Regions from separate parts of the Homo sapiens genome. Here region 1 is linked to region 2. Evidence: read pairs that join two places in POLR2A ChIA-PET (ENCODE). Cell type or tissue: Caco-2. All regions are shown on one strand.

Region 1 (8,000 bases), 51 kb before region 2:
CTCCCTCTCCTGGGTTCCATCTTCTTAAATGCCACAGCATTTGGCAGCCAGACATTCATCCTCTCTGACTTCACCCATGCTCATTTCCCAGGGGAAGTGACTAGGTGGAAGAGTTCTCCTTTCAGCGTGCCTCTCCCCACTGTCCTCTCACCATCCCCACCACCATGCCCGGCCCTCACTCAGGCATGTGGCTCTGTGGCCTGGATGACCACAGTGTAACTCAAATGGCCACTAAGCTTCTGAGCCCTCCCCGACACCAACCACCAGAGGTATTTCTCCAAATCATAGATCTATCCGCACATGTGACTTCCTGATTCCAAAATCTTCCATGGTCCCCCACGGCCTCCGAGCCCTTCCTAATCCATTTTAACCACCTTTCAGAGGCTGCTCTCACACTCTGCAAAGCGCCCTTCTCCTCAGCAAGGCCACGTTAGTCGTTTCCAAAGGCACCACGCACTTTTTACTCACTTTCTTCGTGCAGTCCCTCTGCCTAAAATGAGAGTCCTTCCCTCCACTCCTACCACTAGGCAAAACCTAGACTCCATTCAGATGCAGTCTCCAGCGAGGGGGGCTTTCTCTGACCCTCTGTCCTAGGGGCTGCGTCACCCTGGCTACATCACCCAAAGTGCTGGGATTACAGGCATGAGCCACCACACCTGGCCTAATTTTTGCATTTTTAGTAGGGTTTCACCATGTTGGCCAGGATGGTCTCGATCTCTTGACCTCGTGATCCGCCTGCCTCAACCTCCCAAAGTGCCAGGATTACAGGCATGAGCCACCGCGCCCAGCCTCCACTGGTAATTTTCTATTTATAGGTCCTATTCTTTGTATCAGTCTTGAGCCGCTGGGCTACGGTCCTTTGGGTGATGGTCAGCTTCACCTGCCTGGGAGCTCCTGAATAAGGGCAGGTCCTGCCTCTGTATCCCTGGCTCCTCTCAAGGTGCTAAGCACATCAGGTGCTCAAACATTGACAGAATTAGATTCATTCATACATTCATTCATTTATTCAGTCAACAATATTTATTTAGACCCCCTCTCTATGCAAAGCATGGTTTTAGGCACTGGGGAGAGCGGAGGCAGGTGGTGGTGGTGTGCAAGGATGCTTAACCCAGAATCCACTAGAGAGCTAAGATGTGTGGCCGGGCACGGTGGCTCATGCTTGTAATCCCAGCACTTTGGGAAGCCAAGGTGGGCAGATCACCTGAGGTCGGGAGTTTGAGACCAGCCTGACCAACATGGAGAAACCCCATGTCTACTAAAAATACAAAATTAGCTGGGTGTGGTGGTGCATGTCTGTAATCCCAGCTACTTGGGAGGCTGAGACAGGAGAATCACTTGAACCCGGGAGGCGGAGGTTGCAGTGAGCCAAGATCACGCCATTGCACTCTAGCCTGGGCAACAAGAACAAAACTCCATCTCAAAAAAAAAAAAATGTGCACACTCATACCTGTGCCACCTGACATGTGACCCATGGCACATGCTTGACCCAGAATCCACTAGAGACCTAAGATGCATACACTCATACCTGGTCCATCTGACACATAAGAAGGGCTGTGTGAACGCTGCAAAAGGCAGGGGGGTCCCATGGAGGGACATATCCCAGCACAGTGACTGCCTCTTCCCCAACAGTCCAAGGGGCCTGCTTGGGACCCAGGCCTAGGAAGGGGGTTGGAAGCTATTGTTGAACACCAGGCAGCATCAAGCATTCCAGTTCAGTTCTGTTCAAAAATGCTTCAGGCACCGTGCTAGGAGCTACTCAGACATGTGAGTTCCCACTGTCCTTCACGGTCTCAGATCCCATGACCTTCAGGAAGACCTCTCCGTCTGCCCCAGGCCACAAGAACGTTCACTCCTCCAGACTCCTACCGCACTCACTCCCCTGCAGTGTGGAAAAATTGTGCTCCACCAGTTATTTTCTTTTTTGTTTTTTGAGATAGAGTCTTGCTCTGTCACCAGGCTGGAGTGCAGTGGCACAATCTAGGTTCATTGCAACCTCTGCCTCCCGGGTTCAAGCGATTCTCCTGCCTCAGCCTCCCGAGTAGCTGGGACTACAGGTGCACACCACCATGCCCAGCTTTTTTTCTTTTTTTTTTTTTTTTGAGATGGAGTTTCGCTCTTCTCGCCCAGGCTGGAGTGCAATGGCGCGATCTCAGCTTACCACAGCCTCTACCTCCCAGGTTCAAGTGATTCTCCTGCCTCAGCCTCCCAAGTAGCTGGGACTACAGGCACCTGCCACCACGCCTGGCTAATTTTGTATTTTTAGTAGAGATGGGATTTCTCCATGTTGGTCCGGCTGGTCTCGAACTTCTGACCTCAGGTGATGCAACCACCTCGGCCTCCCAAAGTGCTGGGATTAAAGGCATGAGCCACGGCGCCTGGCCTAATGTTTGTATTTTTAGTAGGGTTTCACCATGTTGGCCAGGATGGTCTCGATCTCTTGACCTCGTGATCCGCCTGCCTCAGCCTCCCAAAGTGCCAGTATTACAGGCACGAGCCACCATGCCCAGCCTCCACCAGCAATTTTCTATCTATAGGTCCTATTCTTTGTATCAGTCAGTGCCCAGCAGAAAACAAATAGCACACTCTAACTAGGATGATTGCAGGAAAGATTTTTTTTCGAGATGGAGTCTCACTCTGTCGCCCAGGCTGGAGTGCAGTGGCATGATCTCGGCTCACTGCAACCTCCACCTCTCGGGTTCAAGCAATTCTCCTGCCTCAGCCTCCCAAGTAGCTGGGACTACAGGTGCGCACCACCACACCCGGCTAATTTTTGTATTTTTAGTAGGGTTTCACCATGTGGGCCAGGATGGTCTCGATCTCTTGACCTTGTGATCCGCCTGCCTTGGCCTCCCAAAGTGCAGGGATTACCTGGCTAATTTTTGTATTTTTTAGTGGAGACAGGGTTTCACCATGTTTCCCAGGCTGGTCTTGAGCTCCCAACCTCAACTGATCTGCCCGCTTTTGCCTCCCAGAGTGTGGGATTACAGGCCTGATGAGCCACTGTGCCTGGCCTATTGTAGGAGAGTTTTAAAAAGAAAGGGGCTGTTTACACAGGGCAGATTGAAGAGGAACCAGAAGAGACAGGGCTATACCCCAGGGCTGGAACAAGGCACCTATTCCCCCTTTGAACTGAAGGAACTAGGAAAAGGTTTACCACTAGTCCTGGAGAAGAGGGAAAATAGGACACTTGGACAGAAGGCACAGCTGTCCCTTCAGGGATCCCCAGAGAGGGAGCGGGAAAAATAAATCCCCAAAGCATCTTCCTCTATCCCACTGATCTTTTGCCAGAGCTTCCTGCTGGCCAAACGGAGGGCAACGGAGGCCCCAGTGTAGTCTGCACGAAATGCAGACAGGGGTGGGGCTAGGCCCCCAGGGGCAAACAGGTGATATCTGACACATTCTCCAAACTTCAGGAAGCTCCCAGGCGCAAGAGGTGTTTGTTCTGCACCTGGCATCAGCCTCGCTCAGAATGCACCTTGAGAGTGTTCTGGCTGAATTAGTGACCATCATGTTCCTTCTCAAGGTTGCTCCTAGCCCTCCTCAGGGACAGACTCATTCAAAGCAAAGGAGATCTGCAGACGGAGACCAAAAGCCTGGAACTCTGGAGAGAGCTGGCCTGAACTGGACTTTAGGACAGGAAGGCAGTGTCTCTGCACCTCAGTGACTTGACCTGTTAAAAATAAAACCAATTAAGAATCAGAGGATTGTTACAAGGATAAAGAGATATTTTACAAAGCATGTAGAGGTGTGTCTGTCAGATAACAACACTGGATACTCAATACATGTTAATTGTCACTGTTGTTTGCTGAACTCCCACTGTCTGCAGAGCAATAGGCCCTGGCCCCAGCTCTGATAAGATCCCCCTCAGGCAGAGCTGGCTTTCCTCGGAATCCATTTCCACCATCTTCCCTTCCTCTTCCCAGCGGCTAACATGGAATCCATTTCCACCATCTTCCCTTCCTCTTCCCACCGGCTAACATCTCGGGGTACAATGTTCTGTACCTTCTGGGCCTGAGAGGTGATGGGAGGTGCAGCTGCTTCCTGCAGGTGCCGCTGCTGATACAGACCCTGACACAGATCCTGAGGCTGACGAGGGGCCTGCCCACCCAATGCCAAGACCCAGGGTTGGCCTCACAGATACATCGGGATTTGCAGTCTTTGTCCCTAATCCACCTAGTAGACGCTCTGGGTTTGGGTTTTCCACCCAAGACTGGCCAAGACCTGACTGTGGAGTCCTGGGACCACCGTGTTCCCTTTCTAGGGGAGCCAATGTTTCTCTCTCCAACACCGAGCCCATCACCTGGCTTGTAAACATCTAGAGAGGGAGGCTGGGGAATGGGACCACTGGGATTCCAGGGATCCTCACCAACACGATTCAACATAATTCCCAAGTTGTACCAGGAACGTGGGAGCCCACAAGTCCGCCTGAAGTTTCTCTAAACATCAGGGTCTCGGGTACGAGGCGGCTCCAGCCACAGCCCCCAGCCAGGGGCTGGCAAGGCGTGCAGGGCTTTGCCCTTTATCATCATGTCAGCCCAGCCAGGAAGCTCCCCCGCCCTGCTCATCAGCACCATAAACAGGGCCCAGAGCAGGAGAGGTGGGGGTGGAGGTGGGGGGATGATGGACTGCTCTCTCCGCAGCAGTCAATTAAGAAGGAAGTTTAAGTTAAAAGGGCCATTGTGTTATTCCACTTATGAGAGGAATGTGGCCTGGGGTGGTGGTACCTGCTCTCACGGCTCTGGTGCTCTCCCTGTGATGGTGATAAGGGGGCTTTGGGGGAGTGAGGCTCTGTCTCCTGGAAGTGCTCACCCTGAGCTGCCTGCAGGGCCCACAGCAGGGTATCCCAGTCAGCAGGTTCATCCAGGACCCCAAACCCCACAGCAGGTCCCCCAGGCCTCTCTGGCACATCCTCTTTTGTCCGCTCTGTGTCCTATTCTCCACCCTCTGAGATGACCAAGTCCATCTGCTCCCAGACCTACGCAGATGTGGCCATGTGAGCCAGGTAGTTTGAATAGGGGGCTACACTCCATCAGCATCAGGGCCCACGCCAGTGTAAACGCCCAGGACTGGGAAGACACTTGAGGGCACTAGAGAAATAATACTCTCACCAGCTGGCTGATACTCACAATTTCACCCTTAGACATTCATGTCTTCGACTTAAAACTCCCTATCTTCAGGAGTCCTCATGTACTCCTACCACCCCCTTCCCTTTAGGCGCTCACATGTTCATTCCAATGGCAACTTTCCAGAGACAGTGGCCTTGCTCTGGTTGTCCACCTTGGAGGACACAAGTCCTGGTACCAAGAGGGCCATGGCCTGCCAGTGAGGAGATGCTGCTGAGGACTGGCCCCTCTGAGACCAAATGGCTCAGTAGAAAGGGCAGTAGCCCAAGAGTCAGGAGTCCTAAGCTGTGTGAGCTTCAGCAGGTCATTTACTCTCTCCAGGTGGCAGTTTTCCCAACTCTAAAATGAGGGGATGGGAGCAGATGTCCTCTAGCTTCCTCCCTGCTCTAGAATGCTCGGCTGGGCATGGGCCTGACCCTCAAAGACAAAGAAAAGCCCCAGCCCAGGCATGCCCTGTGGTGGCTGAAGGCAGCTCAAGTTTAAAGTTTTCAGCAGATGCTTCCAGGCATCCCTTCTGCCTCTTTTCTCCCATCCTCAGGCTCCTCCATGGGCCCCAACTCTTGGGTCTCCATGTATCCTTCTGGACCATGCTGATGTTGCCACACACTCACACCAAGCAGGTCTTCCAGCCTTCTGAGTTTGCATAAAAGCAAGGTCCTGGACCAGGCACAGTGGCTCACACCTGTAATCCCAGCACTTTGGGAGGCCAAGGCAGGTGGAATGCTTGAGTCCAGAAGTTCCAGACCAGCCTGGGCAACATGGTGAAACCCTGTCTCTACAAAAAATACAAAAATTAGCTGGGCATGGTGGCACATGCGTGTAGTCCCAGCTACTCAGGAGGCTGAGGCAGGAGGATTGCTTGTGGCCAGAAGGTTGAGGCTGCAGTGAGCCAAGATTGCACCACTGCACTCCAGCCTGGGTGACAGAGTGAGAACCTGTCTCAAAAAATAAAAAATAAAAAGAAAGGTCCTTTGGCACGAGAGTCTGTCCTTTGACCTTAGGTTGAACACGACTTTTCCAGGATCTACCTGTAACTCCAATTCTGTAGCATCGTGGAATGGCGCCTGAGCAAGGCCCAGAGTGGAGATTCCATGCCTATCTGTGGCTCCTTTCCTCAGCTCTGCTCTTGCCTCTCTCCTGCACCCACCCTGGGCCTGCTCCCAGGCCTTCCTCGCAGCCCTTCCTCTTGCTTCTGTGTGCAGCTTGGCCCTCCTATCTCCGGACCACCTCCTGTGCTGGCGCGGGGAGCGCATTTCCCACGTACTCCTTGGCGATCGTCATCTTCCCTTCTGGTAGTTCACGATCACATTAGTGAGGACAGAGGCCAAGACCAACAATTACAGCAGCACTGGATCCCTTAGTGGAAATTGTCATGCTATTCCACACCCGTGTCACACCCTGACTTAAAGGAAAGAAAGAGGCCAACCCAAAACCTTCGTACGCTTTCTGCATGAAAAGTTTGCATGAGAGGCTGGGTTCAATAGCTCACGCCTGTAATCCCAGCACTTCGGGAGGCCGAGGCGGGCAGATCACAAGGTCAGGAGATGGGGACCATCCTGGCTAACATGGTGAAACCCCGTCTCTGCTAAAAATACAAAAAATTAGCTAGGTGTGGTGGCACGTGCCTGTAGTCCCAGCTACTCAGGAGGCCGAGGCAGGAAAATCGGTTGAACCTGGTAGGCAGAGGTTGCAGTGAGCTGAGATCGCCTCACTGCACTCCAGCCTGGAAGACAGAGTGAGACTCCGTCTCAAAAAAAAAAAAAAAAAAAAAAAGTTTGCATGAGAGTCCTTGGGTAGAAGAACATCAAGGCCCTCATGCACCCCCTTCCAGAGGTAGCTGCCAACACCTCAAACCTCAGGGCGTCCCAAGAGTCCCTCCCTGCAGATAAAACACTTAAAGCCAACATTAACCATTTCTCAGTCACATATGGCCTGTCCCAGGAGAGCTCTTTAATCTATAGTCACCTTGGTAAAGGGGAGGTCACAGAGCTCTTTTGCCTCAAAGACTTCCCTGGTCTTGGCATGTCCTAGGTTGTTGTCTTGTCCCTTCACCCCAAGTCGGGGTGAGGACCAAAGGGATGGTCATTCAGTGGAGGGAGGGGTGAGCAAGGCTGATGTCTATTTCTCTACCAAGTTGAAGCATGGCGGTGGAGGAGTCAGATGCCTGGACCAGGGACGGTTGGCAGGAGGGAAGAATGAGGATGCCCTCCCCCTCATCTGATCCTCAGGTGGTGGCCCACCATGTTTGCAGGAGTGCCGCCAACAAGAAACAGTTCCAATATTGTGTGTTTGCCAGTGGTTCATAAATCAGTATAATTTAGCTCTCCACAAGAGGCCTAAAAAATTATTTCTCCACGTCCTCTTTAACTCATACCTTCTCCCCAGGAAGGCCAACAAAAAATTTTCTCTCTTAAAGCCTGGTGATGAGAAGTGGCTTGAACTCCAACTGTAAAAACCTGAATTTAAAGCATAGATACAATACCTCTCAATTAAATATGTATACATATATATTCAATCTTTTCAAACAATAATAGCTGTGATCTCCAATGTGGCTAGCCGGTTCTCCAAATTCCAAGGCACCAGTAGAAAGCTTAGAAAGAGGTAGGTTAAGCCGAGTGTGGTGGCTCACACCTGTAATCCCAGCATTTTGGGAGGCCAAGGTGGGCGGATCACTTGAGGCCAAGAGTTCGAGACCAGCCTGGCCAACATGGTGAAACCCCGTCTCTACTAAAAATACAAAAATTAGCTGGGCATGGTGGTGCATGCCTGTAGTCCCAGATAGTCAAGAGGCTGAGGCACAAGAATCACTTGAACCCGGGAGGTGGAGGCTGTAGTGGGTAGAGGAGGCAGTGAGCCCAAGATAGTGCCACTGCACTC
Region 2 (8,000 bases):
GGTGCACATGCCTGGAGTCCCAGGTACTTGGGAGGCTGAGGTGAGAGGATCACATGAGCCCAGGAGTTTGAGAAAATGTAGGAGAGGCCAGGCACGGTGGCTCACACCTGTAATCCCAGCACTTTGGGAAGTCCAGGCGGGTGGATCATTTGAGGTCAGGAGTTCAAGACCAGCATGGCCAACATGGTGAAACCCCGTCTCTACTAAAAATTCAAAAATTAGCCAGGTGTGGTGGCATGTGCCTGTAATTCCAGCTACTCGGGAGGCTGAGGCAGGAGAATTGCTTAAACCCGGAGGCAGAGGCTGCAGTGAGCCGAGATCACACCACTGAACTCCAGCCTGGGTGACAGCAAGACCCTGAAAAAAAGGAAAGAAAGAAAGAAAGAAAGGATGGATGGATGGATGGAAGGAAGGAAGGAAGGAAGGAAGGAAGGAAGGAAGATAAATGTAGGAGAATATCTTTGTGAGTTAAAACTGGAAAGGACATCTTTTTTTTTTTTTTTTTTTAGAAGGAGTTTCGCTCTTGTTGCCCAGTCTGGAGTGCAATGGCGCGATCTCTGCTCACTGCAACCTCCGCCTCCCAGGTTCAATCGATTCTCCTGCCTCACCCTCCCCAGTAGCTGGGATTACAGGCATGAGCCACCATCCCTGGCTAATTTTGTATCTTTTTTTTTTAGTAGAGACAGGGTTTCTTCATGTTGGTCAGGCTGGTTTCAAACTCCCGACCTCAGGTGATCTGCCCACCTCGGCCTCCAAGGTGCTGGGATTACAGGTGCGAGCCACCACACCCAGCAGAAAGGCTATCTTTTACAAATGTTTATAGATTTTGGGGGTATAAGTGCAGATTTCTTACATGCATATACTTCGCCGTGTAGCCTGGGCTTCTAGCATACCCATCACCTGAATAGTGCACATTGTACACAGCAGGTAAGTTCTCATCGCTCACCCTCCTCCCACCCTCCCACCTTTTGGAGTCTCCAATGTCCATTATTACACCCTGTATGTCCATATGTACCCATCGTTTAGCTCCCACTTATAAGTGAGAATACATGGTATTTGACTTTCTGTTTCTGAGTTATTTCACTTAGGACAATGGCCTCTAGTTCCATCCAGGTTGCTGCAAAAGGTATGATGGCATTCTTTTTTTTTTTTTTTTTTTTGAGATGGAGTCTCTCTCTGTTGCCCAGACTAGAGTGCAATGGCGCAATCTCGGCTCGCTGCAACCTCCACCTCCCGAGTTCAAGCAATTCTCCTGCATCAGCCTCCTGAGTAGCTGGAGCTACAGGCATGCACCACCATGCCCAGAAAAATACTAATTTTTCTATTTTTAGTACAGACAAGGTTTCACCATATTGGCCAGGATGGTCTCCATCTCTTGACCTCGTGATCCACCCGCCTCGGCCTCCCAGAGTGTTGGGATTACAGGCATGAGCCACCACGCCCAGCCTGATTTCATTCTTTCCTGTGGCTGAGTAGTATACCATTTTCTTTATCCAATCCTCTGTTGATGGACGTTTAGGCAGATTCCACATCTTTGTTATTGTGAATAGTGCTGCAATAAACATATGAGTGCAGGCATCTTTTTAATATAATAATTTATTTCCCTTTGGATAGATACCTAGCAGTGGTATCGCTGGATTGAATGGTAGTTCTATTTTGAGTTTTTTGAGAAATCTCCATACTGTTTTTCACAAAGGTTGTACTAATTTACATTCCCACCAACAGCGTGTAAGTGTTCCCTTTTCTTCACATCCTCACCAACATCTGTTGCTTTTTGACCTTTTCATAATAGCCATTCTGACTGATGTAAGATGGCATCTCATTGTGGCTTTAATTTGCATTTCCCTTATGATTAGTGAGGTTGAGCATTTTTTCATATGTTTGTTGGCCACTTACTTTTATGTCTTCTTTTGAGAAATATCTGTTCATGTCCTTTGTGCGCTTTTTCAATGGGGCTGTTTTTTTCTTGTTGAGCTGTTTGAGTTCCCTATAGATTCCGGATATTAGTCCTTTTGTCAGATGCATGGTTTGCAAATAATCTTTCCTATTCTGTATGTTGTCCATTTACTGTGTTGATTATTTCTTTTGCTATGCAGAAGCTTTTTAGTTTAATTAAGTCTCATTTGTCTATTTTTGTTTTGTTGCATTTGCCTCATAAATATTTGTTGTTATTATTGTAGTCTAGTCAGGAGGAATAAAAACCCAAACTGAGGTGGGACAGTAAGAAGAGACAGTGACAAGGAAGAAGGAACAGAACAAATGCAGTCAGTGATTGGACTTAGGGAGTGGAGAACAGGGGAGCCTGGGGAAGGCCTGGTTTCTTAGCCTGGGTGCAGGCAGGGTGGCAGGAAGGCTGGGATCAGAGGCATAGAACCATTGTGGCCATGAACCTGTGAAATACTCTTTTAAACTCTTCAGCCTAAGTGGCTGATGAACGTGGAGCAATGGAAAAATACCTGTAGCAGCGCAGAACAGAAGTGAAGCAGGTGCAGGGAGGGGCAGAGCCTCCCCAGCTGGCCCAGAGAGGGCTTCCAGAGTGAGAGGTGCTTAGTCTGGCCCAGCACAACTGGTCTGGGTCCTTGGAGAGTTCCAGCCCCGTGCGGGGGGCAGCACCCATCCACCATGCTAAGCCTAGGATGGATGCATGTGCATGCAGATGTCCAGGGAGCTCCTAGGAGGGGCTGGGGAAGGTGGCAGGGCAGAGGGTGTGGGCAGGGACACTGCCAGTAAAGGTGTCTGGGACCCATCCCTCAAGGACAGAGATGCTTTCTAGGGTGGAGAGGATGGGCAGAGCCATCCCCAGAGAGGAAGCTGTGTAAACGCAGGCCCGGACCCAGGAAAACACCCAGCCTGTGCAGAGGAGACCAGGAGTCCCCTGAGAGGGCGAGGGGGCAAGAAAGGCTGGGACTGAATTGTGAAGGCTCCCATGACAGACACTGTCAGGCCTCTGAGCCCAAGCTAAGCCATCATATCTCCTGCGACCTGCACATATACATCCAGTTGGCCTGAAGCAAGTGAAGAATCACAAAAGAAGTGAAAATGACCAGTTCCTGTCTTCACTGATGGCATTCCACCATTGTGATTTGTTCCTGCCGCACCTTAACTGAGCGATTAACCTTGTGAAATCCCTTCTCCTGGCTCAGAAGCTCGCCCACTGAGCACCTTGTGATCCCTGCCCCTGCCCGCAAGAGAAAAATCCCCTTTGACTGTAATTTTCCTCTACCCACCCAAATCCTATAAAACGGCCCCACCCCTGTCTCCCTTCGCTGACTCTCTTTTCAGACTCAGCCCACCTGCACCCAGGTGATTAAAAAGCTTTATTGCTCACACAAAGCCTGTTTGGTGGTCTCTTTACACAGACACGCATGACAGACACCACACGCTCACACCACACACACACTCCACACACACCACACACACTCCACAGACACCACACACACCACACATACCACACACACCACACCACACACCCACACTACACACACATACCACACGCCACACATACACACACTGCACCACTGCACCACACACTCACACTACACACACACGTCATGCACACACTGCAGCACAACACACACAGCACACACACCACACTCTGCACAACACATTCATGCCACCCACTCACACCATATACTCAGACCACACACACATTGCAGCACCACACACACACCACAGCACACCACACCACATACACCACACTCTGCATCACACACTCACACCACACATATACACGCTGCACCACACACTAAACATACCACAGACCGAACACACTGCACTACACACACTACATACAGACCACACGCCACACACACACTGCGCCACACACTCACACTACACACACACACCACACACACGCTGCACCACACCCTCACACCACACACTCAGACCACACACACATTGCAGCACCACACACACCACACACACATATGCCACACCACACACTTACACTACACATACACACCACACACACCACACACATGCTGCACCTCACAAACACTACACACACCACACTCTGCACCACACACTCACACCACACATATATATGCTGCACCACATACTTACACTACACACACCACACTCATCACACACACTGCACCACACACTCACACCATACACACTATACCACACACACTATGCCACACTCAGACCACACACACACACTGGACCACACATACCATACACTGGACCACAGACACACACATAATGCACCACACACATTTCACACACACAACACCCACACATTTCACACACATAGCATTTGCACATACACATACACCACCTACACACTACACATGCACATTACATCCTTAACCACCTGCACACGTGACAAACTCCACCTATACACTACCCATGCCCACAAGACCACCCTCTCATGCACATACGACCACACACACACACACACACACACACACACACATACTGCACCACGCTGGAGTTATGCCTCCAATAAATGTGAGCACTGACTTGTGAACAACCTGAATGAATAAATGGTAAAAGGCTTTCAGCCGCTGGTGCCACTTGTGGGCATTCAGACCCCAAATAAGGTTTGCATCTCCTGGATTTGGGGAGACCTCAGGGAACTCCGTCCTCACTTCAATCAGCATCACAGGACCAGGACTTCTCTCTGCCACTTGTGACCAGGCCAGGGCAGAAGCTGCCCCTCCCAGCTGGAGTTCCAGCCTCACGTGCCTGCTCCAGCCCCTCCTATCTCCCTCTGACGCACTTTGGCACCTTCCTGTCTTGAAGGACCCTGCCCCCAAAGGGCCCCCTCCTGCCTCTCCTTGGATAAGCTCAGGTTATCTGTCCATCTGCTGGCCACTGGCCTGTTTATCTTCTTAGTGCTTTCTTCCTGAAATAGCTCGGGGTTATCTAAGCTGCCAGTGTGGCCCCGCCTGCCTGACAGCCACCTCCACCCCTCCAGGGAGATTGGTCACTCAACCTGGGCAGTCCTTCTCCTTTAATCCAGACCTGAATTCCACAGTTACTAGACCAAGCTGGAGCCCTTCCTGGGGAGGCCCCGCACCTCCACCTCCATCAGGTTCCGCAACTGCCATGCATGTCCAGGACAGTACCTGATGGCTTCTGTCCTCCCTGGGGGAGGTGGTCAGGGCTCGTGAGCTGTCCAGTTACCCCTTAAAGTTGCCAAACTCAAAGCCAAGCTCATCCGAAATCCTCTACCTCTCCTACATTGCCATTCGAGCAGTCACGACAAAGACCTGGTGTCCAGTAGCTCACTAGGGTGACTACAGCTAACGTCAGTTGATTGTCCACTTTAACTTAGCAAGTTAGCCAGGCAGGTGACAGGCACCTGCAGTCCCAGCTACTCAGGAAACTGAGGTAAGAGTATTGCTTGAGCCTAGGAGGTTGAGGCTGCAGTGGGCCATAATTGCGCCACTGCACTTCAGCCTGGACAACAGAGAAAGACCCTTTCTCCAAAAAACTAAAATAGCTAGAATTTGATCATTCAAGTGTTCCTAACATGAAGGAAAAATAAATATTTAATGTGATAGATATTCCAATTACTCTGATTTGATCATCTGAATGATCAAACTATCACATATACCCTGAAAACACATATACTCATTACGAGCCACCATGCTCGGCTGATTTTTATTTTTTATTTCTTTATTTTTTTTTTTTGAGACTGAGTTTCGTTCTTGTTGCCCAGGATGGAGTGCAATGGCGCGATCTCGGCACACCACAACTTCCGCCTCCCGGTTTCAAGCAATTCTCCTGCTTCAGCCTCCCGAGTAGCTGGGATTACAAGCATGCACCACCACGCCCAGCTAACTTTGTATTTTTAGTAGAGACGGGGTTTCTCCATGTTGAGGCTGGTCTCGAACTCCTGACCTCAGGTGATCCACCCACCTCGGTCTCCCAAAGTGCTGGGATTACAGGCGTGAGCCACCGTGGCTGGCTTGATTTTTTTTGAATTTTTATTAAAGACAAGGTCGTGCTTTGTTGCCCAGGCTGGTTTCAAACTCCTGGCCTCAGGCGAGCCTCTTGCCTTGGGCTCCCAAAGTGCTGGGATTACAGGTGTGAACCACTGCATCGGCCCTAAGTATGCTTCTTTATTTATTTGAGACAGGGTCTGGCTCTGTCTCCCAAGCTGGAGTGCAACAGCATGATCTTGGCTCACCACAGCCTGGAACTCCCATGCTCAAGTGATCCTCCCACCTCAGCCTCCCTAGTAGCTAGGACTACAGGCATGCACCACCATGACTGGCTAATATTTTTGGATTTTTTGTAGAGGCAGGGTTTCACCATATTACCTAGCCTGGTCTGGAACTCCTGAGCTCAAGCAATCTGACCACATTGGCCTCCAGAAGTGCTGGGATTACAGGTGTGAGCCACAGCACACGGCCCAAGCATGCTTCTTTAAAACAACAACAAGGCTGGACGTCGTGGCTCACACCTGTAATTCCAGCACTTTGGCAATCGGAGGTGGGTGTTTCACGTGAGGTCAGGAGTTCGAGATCAACCTGGCCTACATGGTGAAACCCTGTGTCTACTAAAAATAGAAAAATTAGCCGGGCGTGGTGGCAGTCACCTGTAATCCCAGCTACTCGGGAGGCTGAGGCAGGAGAATTGCTTGATCCTGGGAGGCAGAGGTTGCAGTGAGCTGAGATCACACCACTGCACTGCACTCCAGCCTGGGCGACAGAACGAGACTGTATCTCAAAAATAAAATAAGATAAAAATAAAACAACAACACCTTTCCGAGACTCCACAGTAAAATCTCAGTCACCTTCCGGAGCCCTTGCCACCACAGCAGTGCCCCTCATCAGCACCACTGCCCAAGCCCAGGCCCTCGGTCCTTCCAGGCCACAGTCCTCAGACAGCCTCCCCATGGGCACTGGGATTCCAAGTCTCCTACACTGAGGCGTCACAGAAATAGACTTATGCTATCATTTGCTCTCGGCACTTCCCTGCTTGAGAACTTTCTATGGCTCCCTGTTTCTGGCTGCATCAAGTCTGAACACCTGTGTCTGGCTCTCAAGGCTCACTTCCACTTGTCTAACATCAAATCCCATGACTCTTAAGTCAGTAACCCCCACACAAACGTGCTCTTGGGGCCTCTATGCCTCTGCCTGAGCCGGCAATATTTCCTCTACCTTGTTAAGACTTCCTCCCACTCCAAGTCCTAGTTTTGTTAAATCCTCTTCCAGCCTTCCCATCATTCATTGGTTCAGCTTATTTTATTTTATTTATTTATTTGAGACAGAGACTCACTCTGTTGCCCGGGCTGGAGTTCAGTGGCACAATCTTGTCTCACAGCAACCTCTACCTCCCAGGTTTAAGTGATCCCCTCACCTTAGCCTCCCTAGTAGCTGGGACTACAGGCACATGCCACCATGCTCACCCAACTTTTTTATATTTATATTTTTTAGAGTTGGAATCTCACTATATTACCCAGGCTGGTCTCCAACTGCTGGGTTCAAAAGATCCTTCCACTTTCGCCTCCCAGAGTGCTGGGATTATAGATGTGAGCCACCATGGCCGGCCAATTCAGCCAATTTTAACTGAGCACTTTCTATGGACCGATGTGGCAGGTGCTGCCTCTGACCAGCCTCGACTCTTAGTTCCAACAGCATGAGTCACTCCTTCCACACACTTGGGCACAGACCCGGGAGGTCTTATAATGTGCCACATTACAGGCTTTGCGTCCCACCAACCATGTCACAAGCTCGAGGGCAACAACCTTGTCTCCTACGTCTTCTGTGTCCCCCATGGCCCTGGCTCCTCCACTTGGGAACTTCACAAACCACAGGCTCTCGATTTTTCATTTGGAAGACTAGCACAGGGTTGTCAACTTTTTATTTTATCAAACAAACACATTTTTTTCCTTTTTTTTTTTTTTTTTTTTTTGAGACAGAGTTTCACTCTTGTTGCCCAGGCTGGAGTGCAATGGTGTGATCTCGGCTCACCACAATCTCTGCCTCCTGGGCTCAAGCGATTCTCCTGCCTCAGCCTCCCAAGTAGCTGGGATTACAGGCATG

What was found. Peaks named below come from ENCODE experiments on the same cell type or tissue, not always from the same donor. Only the 100,000 strongest peaks of a DNase experiment are listed, where the experiment ranks them.
Region 1: POLR2A ChIA-PET joins it to region 2 with 8 read pairs; 8 of 35 experiments call an interaction of 5 or more read pairs at or near these places.

The regions. Positions count from the first base shown.
Region 1 is chr7:131,634,676-131,642,675 of GRCh38, reverse strand. No RefSeq gene overlaps it. Among named protein-coding and RNA genes, the nearest start is that of PODXL, 82 kb to the right of the region's middle. RefSeq lists an enhancer at 3,787-4,383. In Caco-2, no CTCF peak of the experiment used is centred here; DNase peaks (open chromatin) are centred at 3,385, 3,845 and 4,665.
Region 2 is chr7:131,583,234-131,591,233 of GRCh38, reverse strand. No RefSeq gene overlaps it. Among named protein-coding and RNA genes, the nearest start is that of PODXL, 31 kb to the right of the region's middle. RefSeq lists an enhancer at 6,461-6,961. In Caco-2, no CTCF peak of the experiment used is centred here; a DNase peak (open chromatin) is centred at 4,833; H3K4me3 peaks cover 527 bases.